2 separate regions of the Homo sapiens genome follow, and region 2 is linked to region 1. Evidence: chromatin loops called from intact Hi-C (ENCODE). Cell type or tissue: GM12878. All regions are shown on one strand.

Evidence for each region. Peaks named below come from ENCODE experiments on the same cell type or tissue, not always from the same donor. Only the 100,000 strongest peaks of a DNase experiment are listed, where the experiment ranks them.
Region 2: it touches region 1 in a loop (5-fold over the local background); 1 of 110 quality-filtered maps calls a loop at or near these places.

Annotation. Positions count from the first base shown.
Region 1 is chr2:98,023,796-98,027,795 of GRCh38, reverse strand. No RefSeq gene overlaps it. Among named protein-coding and RNA genes, the nearest start is that of TMEM131, 30 kb to the right of the region's middle. RefSeq lists silencers at 1-60, 711-770 and an enhancer at 201-320. In GM12878, a CTCF peak has its summit at 2,099; DNase peaks (open chromatin) are centred at 55 and 555; H3K4me3 peaks cover 1,771 bases; H3K27ac peaks cover 2,036 bases.
Region 2 is chr2:97,906,663-97,910,662 of GRCh38, reverse strand. It overlaps TMEM131 (transmembrane protein 131), which reads left to right. Exons shown (of 41, transcript NM_015348.2): 3 at 1,965-2,005. Among named protein-coding and RNA genes, the nearest start is that of TMEM131, 87 kb to the left of the region's middle. RefSeq lists an enhancer at 2,406-2,515. In GM12878, no CTCF peak of the experiment used is centred here; a DNase peak (open chromatin) is centred at 2,193; H3K4me3 peaks cover 1,098 bases; H3K27ac peaks cover 3,659 bases.

The DNA.
Region 1 (4,000 bases):
AAGTTTAGCCATGTGTGACCGTATCAGATGATTTGACTGTCACTTCAGTTGAGCTATTTGCATTGGTAGCACCAGGCAAGACTGAATTTAAACTTGAATTCAGGTCCCTAATCCTAATCTTAAATGACTCTTAAAAGAGTATGTATGATGCAGGCTGGATGCAGTGGCTCATTCCTGTAGTCCCAGCTACTTGGGAGGCTGAGGTGGGAGGGTCACTTGAGCCCAGAAGTTCAAGGCTGCAGTGAGCTATGATCATGCCACTGCACTCCAGCCTTGGCGACAGAGTGAGACCCTGTCTCTAAAAACATAAAAAGATTATATGTGATACAGAACTGAAACTAAAAATAATGCAGAATGCAAAAGACTCTGAGGGTAAGCCTGTGGTTTTTAAATGTGGCATAAAGAGGACCATTTCCCTCTTCTCTGAGAAATCACCCAAAAGTGAGAAGGAGAATAAGAAACAGGAACAAAACTCTATCTTGAAAGAAATTAAGAGACATCTGAACCCTGAACCAAAATAGAAGAGGAAGGACTTCCAAATACAGTGAAGGTCAAGCAGGCGTGTGGGAAGATAATGAGAGAGGATGCCCACAGATGGAACCATCAGTCAAACCAGGAAAGCCTAGTTCCTCAAAGTAAGGGACATGCCCTGAGTAGCAAAGCCAACAGCCCCTTTTTGGACCAATAGGAACAGTCTAGAGGTTTGTGACTGGAGACTCCCTAGGCTGGTTAAATCCATAGTCTGAACAACTAAGAAAGGCAGGACTGAGTGAGAAAAAACACAGACAAGCTAGGCTGGCATTCTGATGGTGAGGCAGCATGGTGCAAACTGTCTTACCCTGCTTATGGTATCTGGGAAAAATAGAGGATAAAAGAACTTTCTCACATACACACACAGCCATCTTTAGCCGGGAACATAGCACTAGCCCCTCTTCAATCTAAGCCTCTAGGAAGAATTCACCTCTTTACAAAATATTTTTTCTTAAAAGTCATAGGATCTAAACAAAGATACCACAATAAAGGAAAAGATGAAAGTAACAGTCGAGAAGTGGCATGAAAAACCCTCACCAAAAAAGCCATTGCCATGAAACAGATGAAAAGTTAACCAAACGCAGTGCCAGAAATTTAAAAAAGCAATTAATGAAGCATTTAGTCTTTTCAAAGGAGAGCATGAAACACAAATTCGAGAGCCCAGGAAAGACATGGCAAGGCACAGAGAGAGATGAAATGTGAGTTGGCAGAGCATGGAAAAGCAGGGAGATAAAAAGTGAAACCATTTCAGAAACACAGGCTGGGCGCAGTGGCTCATGCCTGCAGTCCAAGCTACTTGGGAGGCTGAGGTGGAAAGATCACTTGAGCCCAGAAGTGAAGCAATACTCAAGAGAAGAAACTGAGTTGGAAACACGGTAAGATAAAGGGGAGAGAGAATTGAGAAAGGTGAGCAAAGTGAAATTAAAATGACCAGAGAGTTTAAAATGATTGCAGAGGATATCTTCAGTTACGATGGGCTGGTTAGTATCAGACCAGCTTTCCCCATGAGAATACCACCAGACTGAGCCCAGGAGAGGGAATTAAGGAATGGGAAAATAAGTAAGTTGAAAATACCTAAATTGAAGTCCTGAAAGGAAAAACAAAGAGTAGAAAATATAAAAAGGGCATAAGAGACATCTGGGACGTGGTGAAAAAGTCTGACATGCACTGCAGATAATCTGGCTTGTAATTTTCCAAAAGTGATAGAAGATATCAAGTCACAGGTTAAAGAATCCTCCCAGGATACATGTAATGAAAACCACACCCAGGCACATTGTAAAAAGGATAAAGGGAAAATTTTAAGGACATTTTTAAAACAGAAAAGGGAATAAAAACACATTACATTCAAAGATACAATGACACTTCTAGTTAACTTTCAACAGAAGTTGTAAAAGCCCAAAGAAATGCATTGTCATCTTTCAAGTCCTGAAAGAAGACAATGGCCAACCTGAAATTCTCTTCCCAGAGAAAACAGGATTCAAAAGCTGCAGAGATGGTCATTTTCAAAAACTCAAACAAACAAAAAATCAAGAAACCTGAGAGACTGTATTACCAGCAGAGTCCACTAATAGAGAACTGAAGAGGTTTTCTTTAAGCAGGTAGAGATTGATCTTAGCTGGAGGTGCAAGAAGGAATGAAGAGAACCAGCAGAAACATGAGGATAAATCTAAGTCAATACTGAGTTTTAAATAGTATTTTTATTGAGGATCTTATATGTTCAATTAAAACACATAACAGCAATAGTATAAAAGGCAAGAAGAAGGTAATAAAATCAAAGTGTTCTGGTCAGGTGTGGTAGCTCATGCCTATAATCCCAGCGCTTTGGGAGGCTGAGGTGGGAGGATCCCGTGAGCCCAGTTTAAGACCAGCCTGGGCAACATAGCAAGACCTTGTCTTTACCAAAAATCTAAAAAATTAGCAAGATGCAGTGATGCGCACCTGTAGTCCCAGCTTCCCTGGGGTGGGGTGGGGCATCGGTGGGAGGATTGCTTGAGCCCAGGAGGTGGAGGCTGTAGTTAACTGTGATTGTGCCACTGCACTCTAGCCCCAGTGACAGACTGAGACCCTGTCTCCAAAACTACATATAATAAAGCATTCTAAGGTCGTTGCACTGTCTGAAAAGTGGTGAAAGCATTAATTTAAGGGACACTCACAAAGTCAAAAATGCATTTTGCAATCTCTAAGGCAAGCGAATAATAAGAGAATATGTAACTAATAATAAAGGAAGGGGCATGAAATGGAATAACAAAAACACAACCAAAAAAAGGTTGTTAATCTAAAAGAAGTCAAGAAAGGATAAATATTAAAAAACAATGAAAATATAGAACAAATAGAAAAATGGATAAGACGGTTGATTTAAACCCAGATATAGAATTAATTATATTAATGTAAATGAACTAAGTAATTAAAAACCGAAAACATTGTCAGACTCAATTAAAATGAGCCAAAAACTATGCTGCTTAAAAGAAATATTTTAAATATAGAAACTATGAAAGGTTGAAATTAACAGGATAGAAAAAATATAACCAAAAGTAAATTGTGTAGCTTTGCTATATCAGACAAAGTAGACTTTAAGACAAGAACTATTATTAGAGACAAAGAACATTTTATAATAATAAAAGAGTCAATTTAACAAGAAAATGTGATTATTCTAAATAATCCAGAAGTCAACATAGAAATCACAATGGAAATTATGAAATATTTTAAATGATAAAAAAAACAGACAATGTATGGCATTCAGCTAATGTCATACTTAGAGGGAACTTTGTGGCATTAAATGCATTTATAATGGGAGAAAAAGGCTGAAAAGCAATTACCTAAGTAACTATTTCAAGAAACCTAGAAGATAATCATCAAATTAAAACCAAAAGAAATAGAAAGAAGAAAATAATAAAGAACAAAAATCAATGTAATAAAAAACAAACATGCAATACTTAAAAATCTAAGAAGCCTAAAATTAGTTTTTAGACTAATAAAATTGATAATCTCCTACCTGAACCAATGAAGAAAAATAGAGAAAAAGCATAAAACACCAACATACAGTTATAAAGATCCTAAAGACAATAAGAGGATAATGAGAAGGCAATATAAATAACTTGATACCAATAAACTTAGACATTTAGATGCAATGAGCAAATTCCTCGAAAAGCACTATTTTCCAAAATAGTCACAATGAGGAATAAAAAATATAAGTCATTCTATATTTATTAGGTAAAAATGAATATATAATTTAAAATCTGTCACAAAGAATAAGCTAAGCTCTGATGGTGCCAATAGAAAATTTCTCCCAATATCCCACGATATTATGTAAACCTTTACAGAGAAAAGACAAAAAGATTAAGAGGCCAGCACAACATAAATTGTATCACAACCTGAAACTTCAGTTAAAAAGTTTGTTGTTGTCGTTGTTTGAGATGCAGTCTCGCTCTGTCACCCGGACTGGAGTACAGTGACGCGACCTCTGTTCACT
Region 2 (4,000 bases), 120 kb after region 1:
GTTAGAATGGCAATCATTAAAAAGTCAGGAAACGACAGATGCTGGGGAGGATGTGGAGAAATAGGAACGCTTTTACATTGTTGTGGCATGTGTCAGAATTTTCTTCCTCTTTAAGACTGGATCGTATTCCCTTGTATGTATAAATCACATTTTGTTTATCTGTTCACCTGTCAATGGGCATTTGGGTTGCTTCTACCCCTTAATGGTTGTGAATAATACTGCTGTGAATGTGGGTTCATGCAGTATCTTTTTGAGCCCCTGTTTTCAGTTCTTTAGGGTATATACACAGAAGTGGGATTGCGGGTCGTATGGTAATTCTATGTTTAATTTTTTTGGGAACCACAATACTGTTTTCCATAGTGGCTACACCATTTTAATATTCACACTAACAGTGCACAAAGGTTCCAGTTTCACCACATCCTTGCCAAAGATCCTTATTTTCTTTTTAAAATTTTAAATAGTAGTCATCCAAACAGGTATGAAGTGGTATCATTGTGGTTTTGATTTGCATTTCCCTAATGGTTAGTGATGTTGAGCATCTTTTAAAGTGCCTACTGGCCATTTGTGTATTTTCTTTGGAGAAATGTTTGAGTCCTTTGCCCACCTTTTAGTTTGGTTGTTCTTCTGTTATTGAGTTGCAGGAGTTCTTGATATATTCTAGATATTAATCTCATCAGATATTTGATTTATAAATATTTTCTCCCACTGCATGGGGAATAGATGTAATTTTCATAATAAAAAGTTAAAGAAATTTTTCTTTACAGAAAATAGAAGAGCTCAACCAATACCAACTCATTTACCACCCAGACTCAACGGTTATTACCATTTTGCTGTGTTTGCTTTATCCATACACCTCCCCACACACACAAATTATTTTGCCAAGACATCTCAAAGAAAATTAAGGACACCCTTACACTTTACCTAGTACGCATCTTGAAAAAATTAGGACAGTTTTCTACATCTGCCACATTTTCTGCATAAACAGTCTCCAAAATACTATTTCAAAATAATATATATTATTGGGAAAAAATAATGCTGTTTTTTCTCATTTTGATGTAGCAGATAACCTTTTGGGATAAGTTCACTGATGGTATTCCTTATAGCATTGGCATTTTCTCGTACATCAATAAGAACTTCCATTTCTTCATCACCTGAACTACAGCTGTTGCCTCCAACTTCCTACTTTTTCTCATCTTCCTTATCTTTAAAACCTAAAGTAGACCAAACTTCTTCCCATGACTTCCTTACAAGGCAGAGCATTATCTGGCCTCTGCTTAGCCCTCCAGTCTCATTTTCTCCTTCTCTCCCAGCTCCAGCAGAGAGACCTGCCATCTGTTTCTTGAACATACCAACCTCTGCTCTCTATGAGGGCCTTCACATGTGCTGTTTTCTCTACCACCATCCATCCCACTGCCACACTGCTTTTTTTAATCCTTCAGGTTTTTATGTAAATATTGTCTCTTCAGACAGGCCTTCCTTCATGATGTGTTTAAGTATGGCAACTATTTATTCCTGTTCACAGCACCTTTTCAATATTTTGATAATCCTATTTCAGTATATAAATATGTATTTTTAAATGACTATCTCCCTCACACACACCACCCACTGTACCTTGAGTTCCATGACAGTGGGAATCATTACCACCAGCACCTGGCAAGCAGTTAGTGAGCAGGGAACAGTCCGAGGCACAGCAGCCTCACAAAGTGATTGTCAAAGGGGCTGTTCTCAGGATGTGTCGGTTTGGCACACTTTTAAAAATCCATCGCATTACTTTCTGTTACTTCATGTGTGTTTACAATTTGATCTAGTCATTGTATGTGATTTGGAGACCAGGTTTAACCTTAAAATCCAAATGGGTATAAAATGAATGTTGAAACTAAAATAGAATATTTTGGATATTCCATATGTCTGTAATATAAATATTTGGCTTCAGTTTTTTAATCATTATTTTATTCCTTTTACAGACCGAGACAACACTTGGACTCAGTTCATATCAGCAGAAAAGGTAAGTATATTTAATAAGATAATTAACATACTTTCGGTTCCTTCTGGGGGATTCCTGTGGTTCTCCCTCCTCTTTCCCCTTGCTCATTTTGGTGAAGAAGGAATAGCAAATTGTAAATCACATTATATGATTATTTCTAAGTGTTGTGTGTGGGAAACCAGGTTTAAGTTTGAATGTGCACATCATGCAATTGTGTAGCATGCCTCCCCTGTCGTGTACGAAGGGCTGTTACTCAGCTGAAACTCCCCTTGCTTTGTGAGATGATCAGCTGTGTAACTCCTTAGAGGCTTCTCTTGTGGCTATCCCTGCTTTTGATGTACTGACCACTGCTGCCCCCAGTTACCAGGGGTCTGCCCGCAGGCCCCCAGAGAAGGATCTCAGACCTGCGAAACCCAGTCTTGTGACTTGGAGAGACCGCTTTTAAATACAGCTTCCCTGTGATAACAGGGGGATGGTTTTACCTCAGGTGTTAAGGAAAATAGGTACATGCATGTGAATTTGGAGACACTTTTCCTGCCTCCTCACAACCAAATTATTTGGTCTTTTGATACCTTCTCACATCTGTAAAGAGACATACTGTGCTGATTCTCTTTCTATATGCGGTGAAAGTCTGTTCTGGTGCCTAAAGGTGAGAGAGAGCTTTCTTTGAGTTGGATAAAACAGTCCCTCCAGCAGCTATTTTGTGTTCACTCCCAGCCCTTAATGATTGCTCCCCGGAGGACCATAGATGTAAAGGAAGTTAGCTTAGAAGATTCAGCGTAATGGTATAGTTGCTCTTCCTGTTTGCCAGAAACAACTAGTCAGGCACCAGTACCTGTTCTAGTGAGCGCCCTTTAGTAACAATTGAACGGCTGGCAGTGGTGTCAATAGGGCTTTCAGGTAAGGAGCCCACATCATGGATTTAAGAACCCAGTTATTTTACAGTGTGTGTTTTTAGAAGTATGTTTTATTCTGTCAGTATATTTATTCCTTAAATGACAGCAAGGCAAATTTATCCTTAAAAATTATTACTATCCACTGAAATCAGACACTTAGCTACCAAAGTGGCTATGGCAACAGAAGGTGTCCCCACCCTTGCTGTCATCACTGCAGTTTCCATTCTGATGTAGCAGGAACAGGGAAGCATTTGTTCCTCCTAGGCCTTCATGTTTAAAGTACATCTATGAATGTCTCCAGACTAGCGAAATGCAGACTGCATCAACAAAGAATTTTGCTTTGAGAGAGAAATATAAAATATTCAGACTATTAGGAGGACAATTAAAACTTCTTACCTCATAAATAATGAAAATTCTTTAGTATTCACTATTTTTTCTCTTTTTACTCTTTCATCTCTGCAGTAACATGGCCCTTTTCCCCCATTGTTCTGTCATTCTCTCTAATATTATATGCCCTGTTGGGACCTGCCCTGTCTGTGAATCTTGCCCAAATATTTAACACTGGCATGGGTTGTCTCCAAACCACTGCATGTTTAGCCTGATTCCTCCTTGGCTGGACCATCTAAGAACCCTAGAACTCTCTAACCACATCTAGAGCCAAAATAATGGTGAGAAAAACATATATGTTATCTTGTGATTCTTCCTTGATTCTTTATTCCAGCAATTAGGAAATTAGCTGTGGAATTAGACTGCACTACATTTACGAAGATGAGGATGTTCATTCGTGATCAAAATTTGGGCTTTAAGTATTTTCCTAGTATAATGAAGAATTGACATCAGTACATAATTATATTCTCATCTCATGCTCTACTTATCTATTATCTACTTCTATCTAAAAGTTAGTGGCATAAAATAACCATTTTATGATGCTCTCAAACTCTGTCAGAAATTCAGGCAGGGGACAGCAAAGACAGCTTGTCTCTTCTCCATGATCTGGGGACTCAGCTGGGGAGATTTCAGAGTTGGAAATGACTTGATGGCTGGGAGCTGGAGGCATGTTCATTACATGTTGATGCTAGTTTCTAGCTGGGACCTCAGCTGAGCTCTCAACTAGAATGCC